2 separate regions of the Mus musculus genome follow, and region 1 is linked to region 2. Evidence: chromatin loops called from intact Hi-C (ENCODE). Cell type or tissue: left cerebral cortex. All regions are shown on one strand. Each heading gives the region's core, and the rest is flanking DNA. Links, peaks and the distances in the headings are about the cores only. Region 1 has its middle 59 kb from the start of Dock1. Region 2 holds the start of Dock1 (dedicator of cytokinesis 1).

Region 1 (5,378 bases), core at 252-5,251, 57 kb before region 2:
TCCTTATTCTAAACTGCCTCTTCCCCAAACCACTGGACCCATCTCTCATATCTCCGTTTTCTCTCTCTCTCTCTCTCTCTCTCTCTCTCTCTCTCTCTCTCTCTCTCTCTCAGTGGTGGTAATGACACCACTACTTCCATATTGCCCCTTGCCCCATTTAATATCCCCATCCTACTTGAAATTAATCCACCAAGTTTCCCGTGATAAGGCAGGCTCTTCCCCAGGTCTGTGAGGCATCAAATGTGTTTCCACTCATCCCCCCTCCCCCACCCCAGGCTCTGCTTCCACGATCTTTCTTGTTCCCTACAGATGTGCTCTATCTCTGTCTTTCCCTTCTGGAGTCTCCTTTCCCAGCCTAAGAGTGCTTGGTCTTTTCCTCCTCCCCTCCATGATCTGTTCACTCTCCTCATCTTTCCAGTTCCTGAGTCGTATCATGGAGAGCCTCTCTGACCCTTAGTAGAATGGGGCATTATGGACCTGACACAACGACTGTTGTTGCCCATCAGTGTCTGTCTGCCATGGATAGCAATTGGTTTGTGGTGAGCTGTGATGCTTAAGCTGGACAGACTCCAGAATCATTGTGGAAACAAACCTCTGTGTGTATGTCTGTGAGGGAATTTCTAGATCGAGTTAGCTAGGCAAACCCACCCTGGAAGTGTGTGATCCCATCCCATAGGCTAGAGTCCCACACTGAAAGAAGGGGAGCTGAGCACAGGCATCTTTCTGTCTGCATCCTGGCTGTGGATGCAGAAGCCCTAAGGAGAAAAGAAACTGTTAAGTGGGCACAGTGCAGATTCCTACTAGGTTCTGGGCAATGCTGCCAGAATGAACAGGTTAAAGAGACCAGGCAAAGGTCACCCAGCAAGCAGACTCCTGACTGAATCAGCACTTACACATGGAATGAGTGGCCGTCTCAGAGCAACATGACCTCTGCCTGGAGTCAGTTCAGTCACTGGCTCAGCACAGTGCAGGTATTTCTTCCCAAGTAGACACGGCCATCACCACTGTGAAATAAAGCAGCCTGGTGACCACATGAGGCCCTTCCAACCCTGAGCATATGAACATTCTCTGTAGGGGGGGTGGGGGAGGGAATCACAAGACCCCTCCCCTTCCCAAGATCCTACTAAATAATGTTTAAGATAAGATCCTACTAATAATATTTAGCAAACATAACAGTACTAAGACTTCCTCCGAGTCACCCAAGCTTCTGAAGACTCCCTACTGAACACATTCGTTCTCCAATATGTACTTGAATGAATTCTTTAGTTAGTCTGTTGATGCCACATTTATCTGGAATAAATAGACACTTTCCTTTTTTCTTCTTCTTTTTCTTTTCTTTATCTCTTCCCTCCTTTTTTTTTAACATCTGATTAGGGTAAGTCAGGCAACACTCAGCTTTAGAGAAAGTGCTGAGTGGGACAGACCCACATTGTGCCCTTGTGCCTCTCAGTTTGCTTCAGCGCAGGCCCAGCATCCTTCCCTGCCTTCCTCGAACCTTTTTGATGCTATAGGCACATTCCTGGCAGGGGTGCTGTCAATCCTACCCACATGCTCTCTTGGGTGTTCTGAAATGACCAGCCATGGAATGATATAGTACATTCAGGTTCCCCGTGGTTTGGGATTTGGGGACCACGTTTCTCGAAAGAGAGTCATTTTTCCTTCATTTTCAGACAGCTCGCAACAATCTTTCACTTCAGCTACAAAATATCGATGGCTCAGCATTTCAATGTTGTGGGTTCAGTGTGAGCAAAAGTAATCGACTTGAGAGGCTCTGGGTTTCTCCGCATCCCCTCCCCTAGATCCCTGTCTCCACGCTACCACATGCTCCAGGTCTGACACTTCTGGGACAACTCTTTGTACCAAACTCAGCCAGCCTGACTCGCTGGGAGCCCGGGGGGAAAGCACCAGCTCCCACACCAAATATCACCAAAGAAATTTAAGCAGAAAATACCGACAAGGCTTTGTTTCCACGCAAAACTCAGCCCCGGGGGAAATTACACTTCGATGATTTATGGAATGTGGGTCTTTAGCCGTATTACACTCTGCGATGCCGACAAAGACAACAGTAATGTATAATTGATTCCACTTGGATCTCAGTGAGTCAATAAAGAACTTTGTTTATACATAATTTTGTTGGGCAAATCTCCCAGATGGTGCTGAAATGTTGCATTTTTAAGATGCTGAGCTTGGTCCAGGAGGATTATAAATTATAAAGATAATGTGTCTTTTGTATCGTTACAGCCATCTGATTGTAATCACAATTATAGTCACTGTGAAATCTAACTACATTCTATTGCAACATGACTCCAGACATTTTTAAAGCTTCATTTATTTAAGAGCCAAAAGTCAAAATAAGGGCTCCGGTAATCCCAACACTATACCTGCCATGCAAGGGCTGCTCTGCAAATTAGAACCTATTACACAAATAGAAATTTAATATTCTCATAACAGGATGAGACAGGACAAATACAGACTCTTCAATGGGATGTGGGTTAACTTCTGGCGCTACAGCAGATGGATTTGCCCAGGCTCCCGGGAAACTAACACCTTTTATCTCCACAATAATTTTCTACTATGCAAAACAGATAATTGATGCTTCTCTCAAAGAGGCAACCGTGTCTCTTTTATTGTCACATCGATAGATGATCACAAGGTTGAGAGAGCAGACCTAGAATGACATCGCTGAGAAAAACGTCTTTGGGGTATTGGTGGGTGACCGCCAGGACCAGGCTGGCATGCTAGTGTGTCCAAAACTGGCCTAAAGCATAGCCCATGTGACTCGCTCCCAGGGGAGGAACAGGTCCTGCATACTAAGACACTATAAACAGAGGAAGCAAACAGTCATTTCCAAAATGAGCCCCGAATGGAAAATTCCCTGAGCCTGGGTTCCAGATTGCAGGGATTGGCTTGCAATGAAGCTGTTTATCCCAAGGGTGTCTACCCACCTTACAGGCTCTGGGTGAGAAGGCTCAGGGATTTAGATATGAAAAGATGGTTAATGATTCTCTCAAGGAATGGCAGGAAGCCCAGGTGCCTCTGAACAGACCAGGAGGAGGCTGGAGCTGGGAAAGGGGGCACAAGAATAAGCAGACACAGTTTCTCAGACTTGACCTTGTATCCCTATGGCCTGCAGGGTGGCTGGGCTCAGGGGCTGTAGGGCTATACCTGCAGGAGTCTGATGCCTGGTTGGTGACCCGACCTAAGCATTTGTATTATTCGTTTCTAAGTCCCAGAGCTGCTGGCCTAGAAACCACACTTCAGGATGCAGCTTCAAGAAAAAGCATCAGTGTTCCATGTGTGGTCCTTAGACCAAGAGCCTCAGCAACCCCCCTCCCCACCCCTACCCCCAGGTAATCCTTGGAATTGTACAATCTCAGAACCACTAGAGACCGATAGATTCAGAATCCACTGGGAAGCAGACTCTCTGAGTGGCTGGTGTGCACATTAAAGTTTGAGAAGCACCGCTGGATATGATGTAAGGTCCTTCCAGACCCTGGATTTAGCTAATTTCATGGTCAGGTAGTTCCTGATGTGCAGGCGCAACCATATGCTTTGAAATTGGAATGTGGGGAGAAGCTAACCTCAAGTTACTCGCTCCCAGTCCACCCTAAACTAAAATAAATGTCACACGTGGTAGCACAAGTGCCAGCAACGTTAGCACTGAGCCAGCTGCATCAGAAACCACGACCTTCATTCGACTTTGAAGCGCACTTGAGATTGTGTCTATAAGGAAGGCAGCCACCATCTTAACTTCTTGATCTCTCTCCATCTTGATACACATCAAGACCTTAGACATTCATAGGCCTCACGAACATTTATGTTGTCCAAGGAGCTGCTGGCCAAGGACACATAGTGACACACTGCTTCTGCCTGTGGGATGAAATGTTCACAGTCCAGCTCAGGCCTACCTTCATATCAACTCCCTTGCTCCATTGTCTGTGGAACACAGCGCAACATCCATCCCCAGGTTCCTTCCAGAAAGGCCTCTGGCACAACTAGGAACCCAGATATTGCAGATCTCAGGTGTCTAGAGTAAGCTTTTTCTAAAGAGGGCCAAGTGATTAAAAATCAGCCTTGGCAAGTCACAGGTGTATATCTGTTTATCAGCCAATGTGGCTTGAAAATATTTGACAAGATTTAAAGGAAGGACTTTATGGTTCCTACCTTTGAGTCTCATAATCAGTGCACATCATGAATTTTTTTTCAACTTTACACAATATAGTAATTATTTTTTATCTTTCAGGCAATATAGATTTGGCCTGTCCAGAGGCCAAGGGCAAGTCTGAGTAAGGCCTAGCACATCTTCTGTTTAAATGGCGTTATAAGCATTGTCCTCTCCCGGGTAAACCTTACTAGACCACAGTCAAGGTCAAATGAGAGGGTACTTCTAAGATGTATACCAAATAAGCAATAAGTAGAGACAAACTCTGGAATAAACCAATAGAAACAAACACCGAAAGTTCCCCCATTGAGAACAGAGATTGCCTATGGATGAGCAGCAGTGAGATTGGGGGGCTCCTTGAAGGAGTGTCGGGCAAGGAGGTTATGTGGTGCCTTCATGATGGTTAACAGAAAGCCTCCAAGATGGGAAAACCAATACTGAACAATGTCAGAAGGTGTGAGAAACCAAAGAGTGGCTGTTTTGGCCAGAGCGAGGTCCACCTCAACCCTGACCTAGAAGTGTTGAAGACAAGAAGTCCCGAGAATACCTGAATGAGGGTTGGGATCTCTCATAGGCCTTACTTGGTAGGAGAATCTTGGTTCTGCATCCAGAAATGTTACCTGTGAGCTGCATATGTCTTTATCTGTAGACTATGATTTGTGGTTACTGTTTGGAAAGAGATGAGAACACATGATAGTCTCTAAATCCATGGTACAAAAGAGCAGAGACTAGAGATAAAGAGGGCATGGTGAGACCAGTAAAGCCAAGGCTGGTCCCAGTGAGATATGTTCAGGACACCATTACCAGTAATCTTCAAGGACAAAAATGATGACACTGATGGGACAGTGCTTTTTCTGTGACATGGACTCCCCCAGCCACTTCTAGGCCTTAGGTGAGTCCCAGAAGGGCACAGTACAATCTTGAAGGCAGGTGACATGGAGTCATCAGATAGGGATGTCATGAGCAAGCATTACTTGGCAAGGGCAGATGTTCAGACCCCAAGTAGTCATAACTATGGAACACCCAAGAGGGCCTAATAGCTGTGACATTCCTGTGTCATTGTGACATTGGCAGGCAGAGCCTATGCAGAGAGCAAGTCCACTACTCTGTTTCTGTGGTCTATAGCAGCAACATCAAGGGCTGTTTGAATATTGATAGCAGGTCTTGAGTCCATTCACCCTGAAAGGGCCGTCACTGGTTCACTGCCAATTAACTG
Region 2 (5,378 bases), core at 312-5,311:
TGGCGACCAGATCAGGACCTTGTGTGTCATGTTTTGAGATGGCATTTCTTGCTGAACCAGACGCTTTTTGTTTTGACATTGGATGACTGGCTGGCCAGCGAGTTATCTGGATCTGCCTGCTTCCACCCCTCCACCATGTTAGGGTTACAGGCCAACGTGGTCACGATTGGCTTTAAAACAACAACAACAACAACAACAGCAACAACAGCAACATTTTGATTCATACTCAGACCCTCACACATGCAGAATAAGTACTCATATCTATTGAGCCCATCTCCCCAGCCCTCTATGTTTATTTTAATTATTTCCCAGTCTCTTCTATTTCTGTAAACTGGAAGTTTGGTCCACAGTCACACTTATTCGTGACACTGTACTACAGTGCACATCTGATGTGAGGTTTGTACCTGCCCCTGGCTCAGTGGTCCAGCATCTAGGTGCCTCTGCAGCAATACTAACTCCCTCCCATTTCGGCTGTCAAACCAGCTCTGCTTAGGCCTCTGTCTGTGAATAGACTTCTCATTTCCTTATCCACTTTCATCTGCTTGCCTCCCAGAGTGGCCATGTCGATTTATGGGGCTTTTTGGTACCTCTACCAGAACATAACTTTGGTGTCTTTATCTCCTGGGTTTGCATAGTAAAGGCATTCAAATTAAAAGTACTTGTGTGTGGTAACACATGTCTAGAAGACTAGAACTTAGGCGATGGAGGCAGCGGGATCAGGAGTCCAAGGCCATCTTCTGTTGGCTGTATCTGAGGGTGAACTTGAGGGCAGCTGTGGCTACATGAATCTGTCTCTCACACATGAAATTAACCCAGAGTGGTACTCATACTTATAATCCCAGTGTTCGGGAGGCTGAGACAGGAGGATTTTGAGTTGTAAGTTGACCAAGGCTGCACAGTGAGAGACACTTAAAAAATTTTTTTTAAAAAATCAAGATTTTAAACTAATATTGTTGTGCTGATCCCTGATTCTGTCAGCCCCCTGTTTCAGTGGGAAGTTGCTAGTCTGTGCTCCTGCCAATGCGTCAGCTGGGCCATTGGGCTATGGGTTTCCAGGTGGACTACAGCCCTGGCTCCCTACCCTGTGGTTACATTAGCTGAGGATGAGATCCATCACTGATTTCAGGAGCTCCGGGCCTTGCAGCCAGTTGGCAGAGGTATGAGGCCTGGCAGAAGATCTGTGGCTATGAGTCAGGAGTTCAAAATGCCACTGCCACAATCCCAAGGCTCAGGGAACCAACGAATACTGAACCAGTGTGGTCACACAGGACAAGGAGATAGTGATATTTTGAGCCACAAGATGTGACTATGCCTGCCCGTGGGTGATGACCAATCTCTGAGCTTCAAGGAATATGGGCATATGGACAAGTCTCCAGCCACATTGTCTCCAACACATGGCCATGGCTCACCTGAAGTTTTAAAACTGACTTACAGGCCAGAGAAATGAGTGTAAGTCTGTAGTGAAATGAGACAAGTCTGCTTGCTGTCAAGACCTTGACCTCTAAATTGATATCTGGGATATAGGAGGAGAGAACTGATTGCAGCAAGTTGTCTTCTGACCTCCAAGGATGCAGATCCCTCCCTTCAATAATAAAATAAAAATGTAACATAAAGTTAAAACTCTGATTTGTAAGTCTATTTTAGCATAACATTCTTACAAGAAATCAAAACCAGATTAAGCCAGGATGTGTGTTGTATGTATATGTTTGTATAGGTGTGTGCTCCTGCACACATAGATATATGTGCACATGTGTGCATGTGCAGGTATAGGTTCACGTCAGTGCATTCTTCAATGGCTGGCTAGGTCTCTCATTACACCTGGATCTCATGAGTTGGGATAATCTGGCTAGCCAATGAGCTCCTGTCTCTGGCTCCCCATCTGGGGTTCCAGGTGTGTGCTGCCATGCTTGTGTGTTTTTTGTTTTTTGTTTTTTGAATTTGGGGGATCCAAACTTGCATATTGGGCATTTCACCCACTGACCCACTTCCCTAGCTTCCTGTACCAGTCATTTTTTATCAGAGTGAAAATGTGTACCCTGAGGTTACTGAACAATGAACACGGAGGAAGGGAGAGACAGGAGGCCGTCAGCTCTGGGTCTGCTGCTGATTTATATAGCTACACTCTCTGGAGAGCCTCAGGATGTCCCATGAGGTTGGTGCCAGCAGTCCTGGTTCACGTATGGGGCCGTCAGGACCCTGAGGTTTAGCACCAGGAGGATGAGGCAGAAGCAACAGCAGAGTGACTGCACAGCTGGCCACAGCAGGGCATGCTTTCAAGGACTGTTGGATCTCAGGCGCCTGGTTGTTCTCAACACAAGCCATCTGCTCTCATATGGAGCCTCAAAAACAGAACTGAAATGAGGCACAGAAGATAATATGTGTGCTCCTGAAATCCATCTTCCTGGTTTTCTTCATGGATTTCCAAAATCCCAGGAAGACCTAGAAAGCCCTTCTATCCAGGAGCATCTCCGTGGGTCACGTCTAAATAAGCCTTACTGGTTTCTTCCTTCCTTTAAAAACCAGCATTTCTTTCCACCCCAGGCCCCTTGCACATCCACTTAATTCCCCACTTCCCCTTACTCATTTCTGCTTATCCTTAAAGTCCAGGCTTAAGACAGTTTTCTCAGGGAAACTCTTTTGACCTAAAGTGGGCCAGGCACTTGACTCTGAGCACCCCACTTCTGGTTAGCACCTTTGGTTGCTTCTCTTTGGAGCAGGTGAGTTACTGGACCCCACCCTCAAGGCCTGAACCCTTGAGGTTTCGGATTTTAGTGAATGCTGGAGGCCACGTGGGAGGTGAGCCCTGGCAGCTTCCCTTTTGAGGGACTGAAGTTCCTTATCAGTGAAAGGAGCCTGTGACTTTCTATGAATCAGTGGCTGAATTGCTAGAAATCTTAGTTGTATATTATCTTGAACTGGGGAGGTTCTCTCTCACCTTCCCCATCCAGGAGCTCCTGGCTATTTAAGCTGCATTCTGGACGGGTTGATATAACTGCTCCAGGCTGGGGTGGCCCTGTCTACAGCAGGTAGGCACCTGACCTTTCCAATTCTAGTTGAGTTGGCCCCTCTCTGGCTCTGACATGCAATCTTACACAATGTAGCCTTCATTCTTTTAAACTTTCATTCCTTTAGTCCTTGAAGATTCCCAGGCTGGTGTCTTTGTCATTGTTTCTAGGATGCAAGAGAGGGCACACAGTAGAATATGCAATCTCATTTGCCCCTTCTAATAGCTTGCTGTGGACCCGAGGTCCCCTTGCACCCCTCCCCTTAGTTTTAACCTTTTCTTGGATTCTAATGAACGCTCAGGGTGTGTCTATGGGCAGGCCTTGAAGAAATCGGAAGTATTGCACTTGTGGGTGGCTGGCACTGGGTGAGTCTGAGACCAGCCTCCTTCAGATTAGAGTTGCTAGGAGCTGCTTGTTCTAAGCTGGAACTGGCTTCCTTTCTCTTCCCACTTCCTCTCTTTCCCCACTTCAGCAGGCCCAGTTCCTACTGAACGCCTCAAAGTTGCTGCAAACTAGGAGCCTCATTGTGCTGCTCCAGACCCTCAACACCCAAAGAGATCTGGGCTGTTAGAAACACCCAGGGGCTGCAAAGTCTTTTCCTAGGCTTCTCTTACCAGTGCTGACTGTACATCACCACTCCCATCAGCTACTAGGCACGCTCAATGCGCTCAGACCCTGGCAAAATGGGTGCCCACTTTGAATGAATGAATGAACTACGATGAACTCCTAGCTCTGCTCCAACGCTCTCCACCAGGTCAGAACTGGGGTTTCCGCACTTCACACCAGTGAGTACATGTGTGGTGTCTGACTATTTGTGTTAGATCCAGGCCTAGAGGGCTATAAGGATTTGTGGTGTGTGTGTTCGCGCGTGCACGCTTGTGTGTGAAAAGATAGCACTTTGTGAGGTGCAGGGTACAGTGTTCAGGATGGTGTGCGTGGTGTGTGTGTGTTGTGTGTGTGTGTGTGTGTGTATGTGTGTACCCTGTATGGTACAGAGTGCAGAGTGTTTGGGATGCTGGGTGCTCGGTGTTCAAAGTAGAGTGTGGGTAAAGAGTGCTGGATGCGGTGCAGAGTAGACAGTGCAGGGTGAGGACCATACAGTGCAGATTAGTAGGTGCGAGGTGCACGGTGTTTAGTGGAAAGTAGAGGATGTGAGTTGCACGGTTCCTGCAGCATGCAGGGCGTCCATGGGCTCCGGGAAGCAGCCTGGGTCCCTCGAGGGACCCGGCGGGCCGAGCCCCAGGGCACGCGCGCCTGGGCGGGCTACAGCCGGCCGCCGTCCCGCCTCTCGCCGGCGCTCCCGGCCTTTCCCATCCGGCCCGCGACGCTCCGCCCGCCCCGTCCCACATGACACCGCCTCCGCCGCAAACTTTTTCCTCCCCATCCTGTCGCGGCGGGGAAGGAATGGAAGATGGCGGCCTAGGCGCAGAGTTTCCTGCCCGAGCAGCGGCGGCAGCAGCGGCGGCTCCAGTGGGCTGCGGCCAGCGCCACCATGACGCGCTGGGTCCCCACCAAGCGAGAGGAGAAGTACGGCGTGGGTGAGCAGCGCGCCGCCCCGCGCCCGCCCCGCGCGCAACTTCCCCGCCGCGGCGCCCAGCCTGTTGCCGCGCGGTGCGGAGCCCGGCCCGCCCGGGGCTGGAGCCCGCGTGGGGAACCCGGGGACCCTCCGGGGTCCACCGTGCTCCTCATTCCCGCGCATTCGCTCTGTCGTAGTCCCGTGTGCTCCTGCGTGCGCGGGGCTCCCGGGGTCATTGTTTGTGTGCGTTTTGGCTTCTTCGGGAAACTTCTGTTTGGCATCCGGGACTCCGGGTGGACACTTTTCATTGTGCAGCGCTCGGATCTGTGAAGCCTCCTTTTCTCGCGTGAGGAGTGGCTGCGCCTCCCGGGTTGGGTCGGTGCCGCCTTTCCCGCCCTGGATGGTAGGGGACACTCAGGCGCTCCTGTGTCCCCGGGGCTCTGGAAACGGACCTCGAGGGCGGGGACCTGGTTTTGCCTTTGTCGCTTCCCTAGGGGGTAGAAGGAGTAGGGTTGCAAGCTTACTTTTGATCCAAGGAGTCCCGCTTTCCTCAATGGCCAGACAGTCCCAGAGCCCTGCAGACCTTGTCTCGCCCCCCAGCTAGCCCACATCAAAAGTCAGGTCTGTCTAGGCCTCAGGGCTCGCTGGCATTCCAGATTTGACCATTCCGTTTCCAGGCTCCTGCTCTCTTTTCCCTAAGGATCCTCTGACGCCCAGCCTCACCTGAGCAGAGACTCTGACTTGCAAGCAGGCATTTCTTGGGGATTTGCAAGCAAGCATTTAGGGGAGCTTGCTGCCTTCCACCCTAAGGGCTGCCTTGGGGCACTTTCTCAGCAGCTGTCTGTTCTAGGCATGCC

The links. A loop is a pair of places that touch in the nucleus more often than their neighbours do. Peaks named below come from ENCODE experiments on the same cell type or tissue, not always from the same donor. Only the 100,000 strongest peaks of a DNase experiment are listed, where the experiment ranks them.
Region 1: it touches region 2 in a loop (2.1-fold over the local background); 3 of 42 quality-filtered maps call a loop at or near these places.

The regions. Positions count from the first base shown.
Region 1 is chr7:134,609,489-134,614,866 of GRCm38, forward strand. No RefSeq gene overlaps it. Among named protein-coding and RNA genes, the nearest start is that of Dock1, 59 kb to the right of the region's middle. In left cerebral cortex, for the core only: no CTCF peak of the experiment used is centred there; a DNase peak (open chromatin) is centred at 2,832; H3K27ac peaks cover 978 bases.
Region 2 is chr7:134,666,302-134,671,679 of GRCm38, forward strand. Dock1 (dedicator of cytokinesis 1) reads left to right here and starts at 4,386. Exons shown (of 52, transcript NM_001033420.2): 1 at 4,386-4,543. The coding sequence starts at 4,498. In left cerebral cortex, for the core only: no CTCF peak of the experiment used is centred there; DNase peaks (open chromatin) are centred at 3,410, 4,416 and 4,798; H3K4me3 peaks cover 1,302 bases; H3K27ac peaks cover 1,162 bases.